Linked DNA regions of Homo sapiens: region 2 is linked to region 1. Evidence: read pairs that join two places in POLR2A ChIA-PET (ENCODE). Cell type or tissue: HepG2. All regions are shown on one strand. Each heading gives the region's core, and the rest is flanking DNA. Links, peaks and the distances in the headings are about the cores only.

Region 1 (8,106 bases), core at 1,677-4,176:
AGTCTGGCTGTGTTGCCCAGGCCGGAGTGCAGTGGCGCATTCTCGGCTCCCTGCAACCTCCGTCTCCCGGGTTCAAGTGATTCTCCTGCCGCAGCTTCCCAAGTAGCTGGGACTACAGGCGCCCGCTACCGCAACCAGCTAATTTTTGTATTTTCAGTAGAGATGGGGTTTTACCATGTTGGCCAGGCTGGTCTTGAACTCCTGACCTTGTGATCCACCTGCCTCAGCCTCCCAAAGTGCTGGGATTACAGGTGTGAGCCACCGCACCCGGCCAGATAGTAGGTAAATTTCAACAGGATACAAACCATGAGCTCCAACACTGTCTTCTCCTCCTGTGTGCTGCAAAGTATATGTAAATTATACCCTCATACATTAAAAACCCATCAATAGTTTTTTTTTTTTAATTGAGACAGGGTGGTCTCACTCTGTCGCCCAGACTGGAGCAGTGGTGCAGTCACAGCTCACTGCAGCCTCGAACTCCTGGTCTCAAATGAACCTCCCGCTTTAGCCTTGCAAATGGCTGAGACTATAGGTGCATGCCACCACACCTGGCTAATTGTTTTTGTAGAGATGGGGTTTTGCCCTGTTGCCCAGGCTGGTCTCAAATCCCTGGGCTCAAGCGATCTGCCCGCCTCAGCCTAGCACAACGTTGGGGTTACAGGCATGAGCCACGGCGCCTGGCCACATTTCATTATGTCAATTGACCTATCTTCAAGTTTGCTGATACTTGCTTCTACCAACTCAAATTCAATTACTTTACAACTACAGAATTTCCATTTAATTCTTTTTGAATAATTTATCTCTGTATTGTATTTTCTATTTGGTGAGACAATGACAATTTTCATACTACCATTTTAGTTCTTTAAACATAATTTCTTTTAGTGCTTTGAACATTATTCGTAACAGCTGACTTTGTCTTTATTTAAGCTGAGTGGTGGATCACGCCTGTAATCCCAGCTCTTTGGGAGGCGCAGGTGGGCGGATCACTTGAGCCCAGGAGTTCAAGACCAGCCTGGGCAACATAGTGAGGCCTCATCTCTACAAAAAATAAAAAAGTTGGCTGGGCACGGTGGCTCACGCCTGTAATCCCAACAGTGGCAGGCCGAGGCGGGCGGATCACGGAGGTCAGGAGATCGAGACCATCTGGGCTAACACGGTGAAACCCTGTCTCTACTAAAAAAAGAAATTAGCTGGGCATGGTGGCGGGCACCTATAGTCCCAGCTCCTTGGGAGGCTGAGGCAGGAGAATGGCGTGAACCCGGGAGGCGGAGCTTGCAGTGAGCCGAGATTGCGCCACTGCACTCCAGCCTGGGCCACAGAGAGAGATTCCGTCTCAAAAAAAAAAAAAAAGCCAGGTGTGGTGATGCGTGCCTGTCATCCCAGCTACTCAGGAGATTGAGGTTGGGAGGACTGCTTGAGACCAGGAGGTCGTGGCCACAATGAGCTGTGTTCATGCCACTGCACTCCAGCCTGGGTGACAGAGCAAGACCTTATTAAAAGGAAAAAAAGGGCCAGGCACGGTGGCTCATGCCTGTAATCCCAGCACTCTGGGAGGCTGAGGCCGGTGGATCACCTGAGGTCAAGAGTTTGAGACCAGCCTGGCCAACATGGTGAAACCCCATCTCTACTAAAAACACAAACAAAATTAGTCAGGCCTGATGGTGGGCACTTGTAATCCCAGCTACTCGGGAGGCTGAGGCAGAACAATTGCTCGAACCTGGGAGGCAGAGGTTGCAGTGAGCTGAGATAGCGCCACTGCACTCCAGCCTGGGCGGCAGAGTGAGACTCCGTCTCAAAAAAAAAAAAAAAAAAGCAAAAAAGGCCAGGCACAGTGGTTCACACCTGTAATCCCAGCACTTTGGGAGGCTGAGGTGGGTGGATCACGAGGTCAGGAGTTCAAGACCAGTCTGGCCAACATAGTGAAACCCTGTCTCTACTAAAAATACAAAAATTAGCTGGGCATGGTGGTGGTGTGTGTCTGTAGGCTGAGGCAGGAGAATCGCCTGAATCTGGGAGGTGGAGGTTGCAGTGAGCCGAGATTGTGCCATTGCACTCCAGCCTGGGCAACAGAGCGACACTCTCTCTCAAAAAAAAGAAAAGTCGGCCGGGTGCGGTGGCTCATGCCTGTAATTCCAGCACTTTGGGAGGCTGAGGCGGGCGGATTACGAGGTCAGGAATTCTAGACCATCCTGGCCAATGTAGTGAAACCCTGTCTCTACTAAAAATACAAAATTAGCCGGGCGTGGTGGCACGCGCCTGTAGTCCAGCTACTCAGGCGGCTGAGGCAGGAGAATCGCTTGAACCTGGGGAGTGGAGGTTGCAGTGAGCTGAGACTGCACCATTGCACTCCAGCCTGGGTAACAGAGTGAGACTCCATCTCAAAAAAAGAAAAAAAGTCTTTAGTAAGTTCAGCATCTGGGCTTCCCCAAGGATGGTATCTATTGATGGCTTTTCCCCCCATTTATGGGTGATATTTTGTTTCTCTGCTTTTTTTTGCTGAAAAGTAGACATTTAAAGCAACATGATGAGACCAGTTGTTCTTATCCCCCAGGTTTTGTTACTTTGTGGTTTGGTTGCTGCTTCTGTGTGTTTAGTGACTTTTCTGGACTAATTCTCTACTCCCTTTGCTGTGTGACCAGTGAACGCTCTGTACTGTACAGTTTCCTTAAATGCCTCGATTCAGTGAGTCTTTTTTCCCTGGCTGGGAGGCTTTTCCAGCAGTTTCCAGCTCTGCTGTAGCTTTCGCTTTCTGTTTGCACAAGGCCTCAATCAGCCAAGGGGAGATCAGAGAATGTTCTGTCCCTTCCTGGCCGTGCGTACAGACCCACACGTGCCCAGGGCTTTCCGTGTCCCCAGGAAAATGTCAGTGCTGCCCGGGTCCCCACAGGCGCCTCGTTCCTCACCTCGTCCTTTCTGGGCAGGTGCCGGCTGCCCCAGTGGGTAGTGCCTTGGACAGCTGTGTGGTTAAACGGTGCCACTGATTGTTTCTGACCAATGCTGTGGAAAGGGGGCTTTTCTCACTGAGCGAACTGCAGGGCAGGCCAGATATCACAGGCCTATGAATGCTTTCCAGGGAGCTGCCAGAGGTGAGATTGAAGCAGGCTGTTTCACCGGAGTCGTAATGGGGTGCCTGGTTTACTCAGCCTGCCGCCCTCAACCCCTCGCGGAGGGAGTGTGTGGGCCAATGAGGCAGGACTGGAGTGCAGGATCGCTGGAACTGGCCGGCTGTTTAGGCACCGGTGGGTTCAAACTCCACTCACTTGGACCCTCTGTGCTCCACCCCTTGCAGGAGGGTGAGCAGGTGCAGGAGCTGGAGCAGGTGCTTTTGGGTGCCGGCAGCAGTGAACTCTGTGCAGGCCCCGTGCAGCATCCAGGGCCGGGGTACCTGTGCCCCCCAAAGCCCCAGAGGGCGTGTTACGGGGCTCCTTTAGCTCTGCCGTCCACAGACAGCTGAAGTGTTAACAGCTCAGTGGACCCTCTGCCTTTTCGCGTGAGGCTGCCGGTGAGAGGCAAAGGGCCGGTGTGACCGCCTTTTGTATCCACCTGTGGCTCTAGAGCTCGTCTGGCATCCAGGAAAAATGAGGTTACGCAAACGAATTGAAGGATGGTAAATGTGGGGGATTTTATTGCTGATGAAAGTGGCTGTCAGCAGGAAGGGGAGCTGGAAAGGGGATGGGGCGGGAAGGTAATCTTCCCCTGAAGTCTGGCCACATCTGTGTCTGCAGATGGATTCTTCTCTGAAGTGACACCGTCAAGCTGTCCCTTAACATCCAGCTGCTTCTCCTCTCTGCTGGCTGAGTCTGGGGCCTTTATAGACACAGGATGGCGGGGGGCAGGGTGGGACCATGGTGGTTTAGGAACAGGCAACATGAGGGCAGGAAAGCAGGGATGGCAGTTCTCAAGGTGGGCCATGGTCTCAGGCATTTCAGCTTGAGGGTGGGGCTTCACCAGGAACCTGCCCCTGTCTGCCTAGAATTTCTCTACCTCCTGTCCCCATCAAGATGGCAACAGCTCTCTCTGGGGTGGGACTTTTGGGGGCTCATACTGAGCCTGCCTCTCTGGGCTGCTAGTTTTCAAAGCACCAGAGAGTTGGAGTAAGGAGAATGAAACACGGCAAGTTAAAATGACAAAGCTCTCTGTACCAATATTCAGCTGTTTTTCTTTTTACTTTTTCTTTTTGGAGACGGAGTCTTGCTCTGTCAGCCAGGCTGGAGTGTACTGGTGCAATCTTGGCTCACTGCAACCTCCGCCTCCCAGGTTCAAGCAATTCTCCTGCCTCAACCTCCCAAGTAGTTGGGATTACAGGCATGTGCCATCATGCCCAGCTACTGTTTGTATTTGTAGTAGAGACGAGGTTTTACCATGTTGGCCAGGCTGGTCTTGAACTCCTGACCTCAGGTGATCCACCCACCTCGGCCTCCCAAAGTGCTGGGATTACAGGCATGAGCCACCATGCCAAGCCTCGGCTGTTTTTCTTTAATAAACATTCATTAAATTATTACAAGCCTTAGTTAATAATTTCCAGAGTTCTGAAAAAGTTAATTTTGACAATTTTTTCCCTAGTGGTGTCATTGCTTTTCTCGAGGAGGGATTTTCAGAGGGACTTGCTACCCTGGAAGTCCTGCGTCCTTTCTGTCATATCAGCTCACCCCCTCAGAGGTTCTGACCTGGGACATAATCAGTCTCTATGTAGCTGCTTTGAATTGTCATTTATTTCCCCTTTTCTTAATTGTGGGGGTCTTGACTGCAGGGTAAATGGCTCTGGCTGCTGCGATTTTAACTTGGTATCTTTCCTTTTTCTTTCTTTTTGGAGACGGAGTTTCGCTCTTCTGGCCCAGCCTGGAGTCCAGTGGCACGAACTCGGCTCACTGCAACCTCCCTCCCCGCCTCCCGGGTTCAAGCGATTCTCCTGCCTCAGCCTCCTGAGTAGCTGGCATTACAGACTTGTGCCACCACACCCAGCTAATTTTATATTTTTAGTACAGACAGGGTTTCTCCATGTTGGCCAGGCTGGTCTTGAACTCCTGACCTCGTGATCCACCTGCCTCAGCCTCCCAAAGTGCTGGGATTACAGGCGTGAGCCACCACACCCGGCTGGTATCTTTTTTTTTTTTTTTTTTTTGAAGACAGAGTCTTGCTCTGTCCCCCAGGCTGGAGCAACCATCACAGCTCACCGCAGCCTCAGCCTCCTGGGCTCAGGCGATCCTCCCGCCTCAGCCTCCCGAGTACCTGGGACCGCAGACGCGCTCCACCATGCCTGTTCTTTGTTGTTGTTGTTGAGACAGGGTCTCATTATGTTGTCCAGGCTGGACATGAACTCCTGGGCTCAAGCATCCTCCTGCCTTGGCTTCCTGTTGTGATTATAGGTGTGAAATACTACACCCAGCCTGATTTTTGGTTTTAGAGACAGGATCTTGCTGAGCTGCCCAGGTGGGAAGGCAATGGCTGTTCGCAGGCTCACTCACGGTGCACTACCGCCGTGAGCTCCTGGACTCAAGTGATCCTCCTGCTGCAGCCTCCCAAGCAGCTGGGACCACAGGTGTGAGCCATGTTTCCAGTTTATCACAGGTAATTTCAGATGTGAGTGACGTTCTGTGCCCAGTAATGGGGCTTTTGGGGTTTATACCACTGCACTCCCCCAGCTGTGGTGTACAACTTGCACCTCGTCCCTGAGCTCTTGCTGATGCCACAGCTGAGCTCTTGCTGATGCCACGGCTGCCTTCTCACTGCCTGTGGGTCCCTCTCTCTAGCTTCAGTATTTCATTCTGCTTTCCAACAGAGCCAAGCTGGGCCCAGTTCCTTCTACTCTCCTGTGAGACTGTCTTCGCTGTCCCCCAGCGGGAAGGAGGAAAGCAGCTCCCTGGTGTGGGGGGAGGTGGGTGGAGGTTGTGTGCGGCTCCACGTGCTGGGGCCCTTCCCCTCCTGCCAGGCTCAGGCCCAGGCCCAGCTGCCGCTTGGAAATGGCGACCCCTGAATGGAGACCTGTCTTGCCAGATGCTGCACGGTCTCCTGGGCAGAGCAGGCGCTCTCTGTGCGGGGAGCTGACGGCTCACGGGCTTTCCACAAAAACCTCTCACCTCCTTCCAGGTTTTACAAAAGCCACCAGCTTCTCTTCTACAGCAGCAAAAGCCGCCATATTTCTTTCCTTTTTCTGTTGAAGCCTGGGGCCTTACGCCTTGGCAAGGTGTCAGCTTCCCTGAGAGGGGGACCCTGTGCCAGAAAGGGGTGCCAGCTTCCCTAAGAGGGGGACCCTCGGCTGGGGAGGGGCACCGGCTTCCCTGAGGGGGAACCCTGTGTCGGGGAGGGGCGCCAGCTTCCCTGAGAGGGGGACCCTGTGCCAGGGAGGGGTGCTGGCTTCCCTGAAGTGCCTAGGGTCCGAGCACTCACCTGCTCTGTGCTTTGGGTTTGTTTGTTTTTTGTTTTTTTTTTTGCTAATGGCAGTCCTCAGAGCCTCCGGAAGGGAAGGCATCAGGAAGGCTTGAGTTACAGGTGGTGGACCCTCAGAGCCAGCCTGCTCCAGAGCCCGGGCTCCCAGGCAGGAGCTGGGTAGCGCTGGGGTCCATGGATGTAGTTGAGCGAGTGGGGTTACGCCATCTTCCTCCAGCTCCAGCCAGAGACTCCCGAGAGCGGTCTGAAGCCCACATGGGTGGCCCCGGGCAGCAGGGTCTCCAGGCTGGCACGCAGGCTCCTGCGGTTCTGGGTACTCTGACGTTTCTCAGTGTTTATTCACAAGTCTCTCTGAGGGGCGGCAGGCTGTCTCTCGTCCCCTATGGCAGGAGGCTGTTTGGGAGTCGCATGTGCGGCATCTCTGGCAGGTGCACGGGAGCCGAGACTCCAGCAGACCAGGGTGGGGGCCGGAAGGGAGCTGCTCTCGCCTGACACCCCTCGTGGGCACCCGAGACAGGGAGGCACAGCATGGTGGCCGGGACGTCGTCACCACTGTGGGCTGGAACTGCAGCGTGCTCTGTGTGACACAGGCTGACTCAGGTTTTTCTTTTAAGGCAGGGCTTAAAGGAAGTTTTACTGTGACCAAAGTTCTGTGATTGAGGGGGTGTGGAGAAAACAAAAAGCCTGGCCAAGATGGTGAAACCCCGTCTCTACTAAAAATACAAAAACTAGCCGGGTGTGGTGGCAGGCGCCTGTAGTCCCAGCTACTCGGGAGGCTGAGGCAGGAGAATTGAACCCAGGAGGTGGAGGCTGCAGTGAGCTGAGATTGCGCCACTGTGCTCCATCCAGCCTGGGGGTCAGAGCAAGACTCCATCTCAAAAGCAAGCAAAAAACCCCCAAAAACCCACGAAGCCCCCAAAACAAACCACAGCTAATCCGAACCCAGAAAAATAGACTGGAACCTTCTGGCTTCTCCACACCCCCACCCCAAGCCCGTAAATGAGGTGGACAACCCTGCCTTTGCTCAGGCTCAGCCCTGAAGGGAACAGGAGGGAATCCACAAAAGTTCTGTTCACAGATCGAAGACAGGAGAGGGGGCATGGCCCCACGCCTACCCCCAACCCCACGCAGGGGCCCAGCTGGCGAGGGAGCTCACAGCAGCCTTTGGGGGAATGAAGCCACTGCCCCCGCCACTGGCTCAGCCTGGCAGGGCTCAGGGACCCTCCCAGGTCGGGCTCCTCCGCAGGGGACCCAGTGACCAGGACCCTGTTGATTCTGATGCACGGGCAGTGTCTGCTCTTCTGTGGGGGTTGTTTCTGTAGCTGCCACTCCCTCCCCAGCACCCAGGTACAGGGGACAGACAGCTCAGAAGGAAAAGGGTGAGGCGCCTCCATCAGCTCACCCTCCTGTCACGCCGGGGGCCAACAGTCTCCTGGAGCCACACTGGCTGGAGGGTCCTGGCAGGCATCCTCTGTGCCAAGATCCTCTGAGCAGAGGCCTCGCATCTCCATGCTTGCCTGAGCTGCCTTCCAGCCAGGACAGGGCTCTCAAAGCGCGGACCCTCACCAGCTGCAGCTGCCAGGGAACTGTGGGCAGGGGCACAAGCCAGCCAGCCACAAGCTGAAGCTCAGGGGCGTGCACAGCTGGCCACGGGGTCTGGCCACGGCTGCAGTGCTCAGATCCGTGGGGAGTGATGCTCCTGTTTCTCTCCAGCTCCTA
Region 2 (6,473 bases), core at 1-2,500, 280 kb after region 1:
GCTGTGGCCCCCACATTGGCTGCACGCCCCCTGGCAGACCTGCCCAATGGCTGCACTCACTGCTCGGGGTTTTGCAGTTCTGTTCACCTGCTATTGGTTTTCCTTTTATCCTGGGTATCAGTCTGGTTTTTATAGCAAATCCTTTGAAACAAAATCCAGGAGGAAAAATTGTGGGAAACTTTATTCTTGTGTGGCATCACTTCCTTCCATCCGTAGCGTGGGCTCTGGGGACGTGGACTGTGCAGCTGCCCTGAAATTGGGGTGGGAGTAGAAGTCCTGAGGCCTCTCGCCTGATCCCTCCTCTGTCACAGGGCTCTGGTTGGACGTTACACTTCCTGGCCAAAGGGCCTTTGTTGCTGCCCTGAGGGAGCAGGAGTTCAGCTCATGGAGCGGAGGGTTTGGAGAGAGGGCCTCCGGGTCTGCTGGTGGGTTAATGTTCCATCAGTGCAGCCTGGGGAGCAGGGCTGGGCTCAGCGGCTCTCAGCCGGTGCTCAGTCTCTGTTGGGATGGAGAGTGAAGGGCGGAGCAGAAGCCCTTCCCGCTGGGACACGGCTTCTCCAGGGGACACTGCTTCTCCAGGGGACATGGCTTCTCCAGGGGACACGGCTTCTCCAGGGGACATGGCTTCTCCAGGGGACACTGTTTCTCCAGGGGACACTGTTTCTCCAGGGGATGGCAGCTTCTCCAGGGGACACGGCTTCTCCAGGGGAGGGCAGCTTCTCCAGGGGAGGGCGGCTCCTGGCTTTTTGACTGTGTAAGAAACATTTTACATCAGGATTTAGACGCATGGAACATGTGTGGGAATTGGAAGTTTTGCAGAATAAGCATTTGCTGTGTGTGACGTGCTTCATTAGCTATTCTGCTATAATTTTTTCTTTTTTCTTTTTAATTTTTCTTTCAATTTTTAGAGAAAGGGTGTTGCGCTGTCACCCAGGCTGGAGTGCAGTGCTGCGATCACCACTCACTGCGGCCTCAACCTTCAGGGCTCAAGCTGAGGAGCTAGGACTACTATGGGCGTGCGCCGCCGTGCTGGTTAATTTTTAACAGAGTCTCGCTGTGTTGCCAAGGCTGGTGTCAAACCCCTGGCCTCAAGTGATCCCCACCCACCTCTCCTTCCAAGAGCGTTCTCTTTTTTTTTTTTTTGAGACAGTCTCACTCTATCCCCCAGGCTGGAGTGCAGCGGCGCGATCTCGGCTCACTGCAACCACCATCTCCCAGGTTCAAGTGATTGTCCCGCCTCAGCCTCCCGAGTAGCTGGGATTACAGGCACCCGCCGTCTTGCCTGGCTAATTTTTGTATTTTAGTAGGGATGGGGTTTCACCGTGTTGGCCAGACTGCCCACTTCAGCCTCCCAAAGTGCTAGGATTACAGGTGTGAGCCACCGGGCCCGGCCATCCAACAGTGTTCTGTTCGTGTTTAAAATGCTGCTTGTGGCCAGGCATGGTGGCTCACGCCTGTAACCCCAGCACTTTGGGAGGCCGAGGCAGGTGGATCACTTGAAGCCAGGAGTTCGAGACCAGCCTAGCCAACTTTGCGAAACCCCGTCTCTACTAAAAATACAAAACTCAGGCATGATGGCACACACTTGTAATCCCAGCTACTTGGGGACCCCCCCCCCCCACAGACAAACATGCCGCACCTGTGGCAGTAACTAGGCTTGAGCCCGACTGTCTTTCCTCCCCTGGTTCTGGCAGGAGAGGCGGGAGATTTTTGAGCAGCACCTGAAGAGCCTGAAGCTGACCCAGTCCAGCACCTTTTACTCCCAGCGTCTGGCAGAGCTGACACCAGGATTCAGTGGTACGTTCTCAACCCGCAGCCTGGGCAGCGTCACGTCCTGAGGGCAGGTGGTGTCACCTGCGCAAACAGCATCGAGGCCTCCTCTGTGGGGTGGGCGCTGCTCCTTCTCTGGGGGCCTCTGCTCAGTACAAGCCTGGGAGGGAGCTGATGTGTATGTGGGGCAGCAGGAGGTCCAGACGGCACCCGCACTCCGTCCTCCGCCCCGGGGTGGAAAAGCAGACGGTGGTTCCCGGTCTGTGTTGTTTCCAGAGATAGTGGAGTTATGTTGCTTCCACACAGTGACCAGTCATGCCGGCGTTTCCCGTCAGACCCAGAGTCAGACCACGCAGTCCCGGCAAAGCCGCCTCCCTCTGACCCTCACGGTCTCTGTCAAGTTGTAGAAATAGAAATCATACCTCAAGATGCTTTTCCTGCTGTGTGGTTCACATTTTAAAAGTTAATGTCAACAAACCTCCCTTTTATTATGAGATGAATTTGCCCTTTGATTATTCGTTAGGGTCTTTCACTAGAATTTTGTGGTTACTAGAGAGCCTTTAATTTCTTTGCCATCAATGCTCATGAGCTGTTAGGTGGAATCAGCCACAAGATGGGGTGTGGAACTAACTGCCCTTGGGAGGAGAGACGGGCGTCAGGGCGGATGGAGCCTGGCGGTTCTGTGTCTCGTCTGTGGAATGGCCTCAGTGGAACACGGTGCAAGTGCCTGCCGCTCTCCCCACCCCTGCTCCTGGCGCCGGCGCCTGCCGCTCTCCCCAGCTCTGCTCCTGGCGCCAGCTCCCCGTGCCTCTCTCCCAGACGCTCTCACCAGCACTCTTGGTTCTTGGTCTCTTTTCCCTCTTTGTTCTTCCTTTTATTTATTTACTTATTTATTTTGAGACAGAGTCCTACTCTGTCGCCCAGACTGGAGTGCAGTGGCGTGATCTTGGCTCCCCGCAGCCTCCGCCTCCTGGGTTCAACCGATTTTCCTGCCTCAGCCTCCTGAGTAGCTGGGATTACAGGCGCTCACCACCACGCCCGGCTAATTTTTGTATTTTTAGTAGCAATAGGGTTTCACCCTGTTGGCCAGGCTGGTCTCAAACTCCTGACCTCAGGTGATCTGCCCACCTCAGCCTCCCAAAGTGCTGGGATTACAGGGGTGAGCCACCATGCCCGGCCATCTTTGTTCTCCCTTGAGGGCCCCTTCCTCCTCTTAAGCCCTGATAGCAGAAACCCACCCACCCACACCGTGGCTGTTTGTGTTGACAGGGGCTGACATCGCCAACATCTGCAATGAGGCTGCGCTGCACGCGGCGCGGGAGGGACACACTTCCGTGCACACTCTCAACTTCGAGTACGCCGTGGAGCGCGTCCTCGCAGGTACAGGGGGCGCGCCCTGGGTGAAGGCCCTCCTTAGCAGGGCTTGAACCCCAGAAATACCCAGGCAGGTATTGAGAGGTGAGGTGGATGGAACCATCACACAGGAAGGAACACACGTTGCGTTTCAGTTCTGCGTAACTCATGTCTTTATGATACCTTGTACTTTTCCTTAGTTTAAAATATCACAGATTTACCTAAGAGTAGACGCTCGTCCAACAGAAATAAAAAATGCCTTGCCAAAGAAAGTGAAAAAATAAAAATAAAAAATGCCCCCCAAAAATAAAAATAATAAAAACTAAAAATGTCTTGCCAGCCTGGGTGTGGTGGGCTCAGCCTAGCCCCAGCCTCATGGGGGCTGAGCTCCAGCCGCTGACTGTGGGCCGGAGGGCTGCTGCCGCCCGTGGCTGTGGAGGGACAGCCGTGCTTTCAGCGCAGCAGGGGCTCTGCGGAGAGGTGTGGATCTGCAGCACCACCTCTGGTGAAACTCATGGTCCCGACCGTCAGTAGGAACGGGAGATGAGTTTTGGTGACGGGTGACCGGTGGGCTGACCGCCTCTGACTGCCGTTCCGTGGCTGCTCAGTGTGGGGTCTGCGACGTCTGTGAGGAGAGAGGACCAAACTGGGAATCGGAGCTGCTGGAGGTTTCCATAGCTATGATGGCAACACCCAGACGTGATCAGTCATCTCATGGAATGGAGTTCAGACCCGCACTGTCAGTGTGAGACAGGTTGAACGTTTGAAAAGGGAAGTGGTTCTTGCCCCAGGTGTTTGAGGAGCACGAGCCTCCTTTGCGAGCTATCCCTGCGAGAACCGAGTTCCTCACCCTCAATTCGAGTGAATTCCTAGCACGAACACGCCTCTTGCAGGTCCCCAGGGCTTCAGCTTGGGAAAGCAGTGGGTTCCTGCAGAGGAGTGGGGCAGCTGCTGTGCCAGACACTGCAAAACACACCTGGCTTCTCTCCGACAGCCCTGCGGGTCGAGAGGACTGGCGCTGCCTGTGTCTTACTGAAATTTATTTTCGTGTAACCATTTACTTTTATGTGGAAATCGAAAAGCTTTTGATAATAGTAGCAAAGCAGGAAGGACTGAGTGGGAACCACAAGCCAGTTGAAAGAAAATACATGACGTACTTGAGTGCTCAGGACCACGAGCTGATTCAAGTTGTACAGAATGGACACTTACAGATGTGTGGAAAATCTGAGACAGGAAATGAAGCCTCACCAGTAAGCTGAACAGGGGAGATTTAATGCAAACATTTGTCCCTGGCTGGGCACTGTGGCTCATGCCTGTAATCCCAGCACTTTGGGGGCTGAGGCAGGAGGGTTGCTTGAGGCCAGGAGTTTGAGACCAGCCTGGGCAATACAGCAAGACCCCATCTCTTAAAAGAAAAGAATAAAGAGTATTAGCCAGGCATGGTGGTGGAGCACACCTCTGGTCTCAGCTACTCAGGAGGCTGCAGCAGGAGGATTGCTTGAACCTGGGAGGTTGAAGCAACAGTGAGCCGTGATCGCACCACTGCCCTCCAGCCTGGGCAACAGAGTGAGACCCTGTCACTGACAGAAAAAAAGCCTTGTCCCTGAGGCAAAAAGCTTCTGAAGGGGTGAGTAGAAGCCATAAGGATCCAGAAAGTGATGGGGATGGGAGCTGCGCCTCCAGGTCTGAGGGGAGAGGGAAAGTAAGCAGGAGGCCCGTAACTCAGAGGAGGCCTCTGCCCATCCTGCCAGGGAGAAAGTCAAAAGCTGCTGTTCTGTGACCCTTGCCCCGACCCTGTGGCACCCCCCCAACCATGGGGCAGGAGGAGACACTCCTCAGAGGGTTGCACTTGTTCCTAAAAGCAGCAGGAGCTATTTCGATGATTGCAACATTTATAAAAGAAGAAATCACGACCTCCTTCAACAGCCCTTTGACCTGAAGAGTGTCGTTTTGAGTTGGGGTGTCCAGAGCCGCAGCTGCAGCTCCAAGAGGCAGATGTGCAGAGAGAGGCTTGCTTTGACCACACGGGGCAGGAGCAGGGCCCAGCCAGGGAGAGGCCGGGGTCTCAGCTCACCCCCCCGTCATTCTTTTTTGTTTGTTTTTTGAGACGGAGTCTTGCTCTGTCGCCCAGCCTGGAGTGCAGTGGCATGATCTTGCCCTACTGTAACCTCCGTCTCTCAGGTTCAAGTGATTCTCTTGCCTCAGCCTCCCAAGTAGCTGGGACTGCAGGCGCCCGCCATCACACCTAGCTAATTTTTCTATTTTTAGTAGGGACGGGGTTTCACCATATTGGTCGGGCTGGTCTCGAACTCCTGTCCTCAGGTCATCCGCCCGCCTTGGCCTCCCACAGCGCTGGGATTACAGGCGTGAGCCACCGCGCCCAACTCATACCCCGGCATTCTTTCAGGGACTGCCAAAAAGAGCAAGATCCTGTCCAAGGAAGAACAGAAAGTGGTTGCGTTTCATGAGTCGGGCCACGCCTTGGTGGGCTGGATGCTGGAGCACACGGAGGCCGTGATGAAGGTGGGTCTTGGCAGGTGCCGGCTCCACGGGCCTTGGCCAAAGGTGGGTGGGGAGTCCCGCCTGTGTCTGTAGCTGACTGGGGAGTCCCGCCTGTGTCTGTAGCTGACTGGGGAGTCCCGCCTGTGTCTGTAGGTCATGTGAGAGGAAAGCCTGCCACTGTCATGATCCATGGAGCAGGGTGGGTGGCGACTGATGGGCGGGAACTCGGACGTGGGAGGCAGGAGTGGGCTGTGTCACATCGGAGCATGGTGCTGCTACTGGGGTGACTCGTGGAAGGTTACACCATGCAATGGGGTTTCGCTGCCTTTGCCTGTCCACCCCAAATGACTCCTAACATTGGAAAGAAGTGAGTTGAGTGTACATTTAAAAAATACTATTCTAGGCTGGGCATGGTGGATCACCTGAGGTCAGGAGTTCAAGACCAGCCTGGCCAACAGGGCAAAACTGTCTCTACTTCAAACAAACAAACAAAAAACTACTCTTGTAGGCAGCTGTGAACTCGATGGACATTTATTCTTACCAAATGGTGATGTTACAGCTTCTCTAAGACGTGGCTCCACCACCGGGAGTCCGAGTGCTGCCAAGAGGAGGTCTCTACTCGGAACGCAGGTGCCGTCTTTACAGTGGAGCCCCAGGAAGCCGTGCAGGTTTGAGGCTCACCTGAGAAGGCGGCAGTGCTGTGTTCCTACCTCAGGGTTCACTGCAAACAATGCATACGCTGTAGCAGTTGCCAGCTTGGTTTGTCAGTGCTGGTCTCCGTGATTGGTTCTCAGGTGTGAGTTGTAGCAAAGTTGCGTGTTAATCAGAGAGCGTCCTGCCCATCCCAG

Evidence for each region. ChIA-PET counts read pairs that join two places held together with the same protein. Peaks named below come from ENCODE experiments on the same cell type or tissue, not always from the same donor. Only the 100,000 strongest peaks of a DNase experiment are listed, where the experiment ranks them.
Region 2: POLR2A ChIA-PET joins it to region 1 with 6 read pairs; 4 of 35 experiments call an interaction of 5 or more read pairs at or near these places.

Annotation. Positions count from the first base shown.
Region 1 is chr16:89,259,065-89,267,170 of GRCh38, forward strand. No RefSeq gene overlaps it. Among named protein-coding and RNA genes, the nearest start is that of ZNF778, 45 kb to the left of the region's middle. In HepG2, for the core only: no CTCF peak of the experiment used is centred there; DNase peaks (open chromatin) are centred at 2,757 and 3,157; H3K4me3 peaks cover 1,402 bases.
Region 2 is chr16:89,544,964-89,551,436 of GRCh38, forward strand. SPG7 (SPG7 matrix AAA peptidase subunit, paraplegin) reads left to right here. Exons shown (of 17, transcript NM_003119.4): 11 at 1,695-1,797; 12 at 3,040-3,150; 13 at 5,531-5,646. Among named protein-coding and RNA genes, the nearest start is that of RPL13, 12 kb to the right of the region's middle. In HepG2, for the core only: no CTCF peak of the experiment used is centred there; DNase peaks (open chromatin) are centred at 368 and 1,038; H3K4me3 peaks cover 978 bases.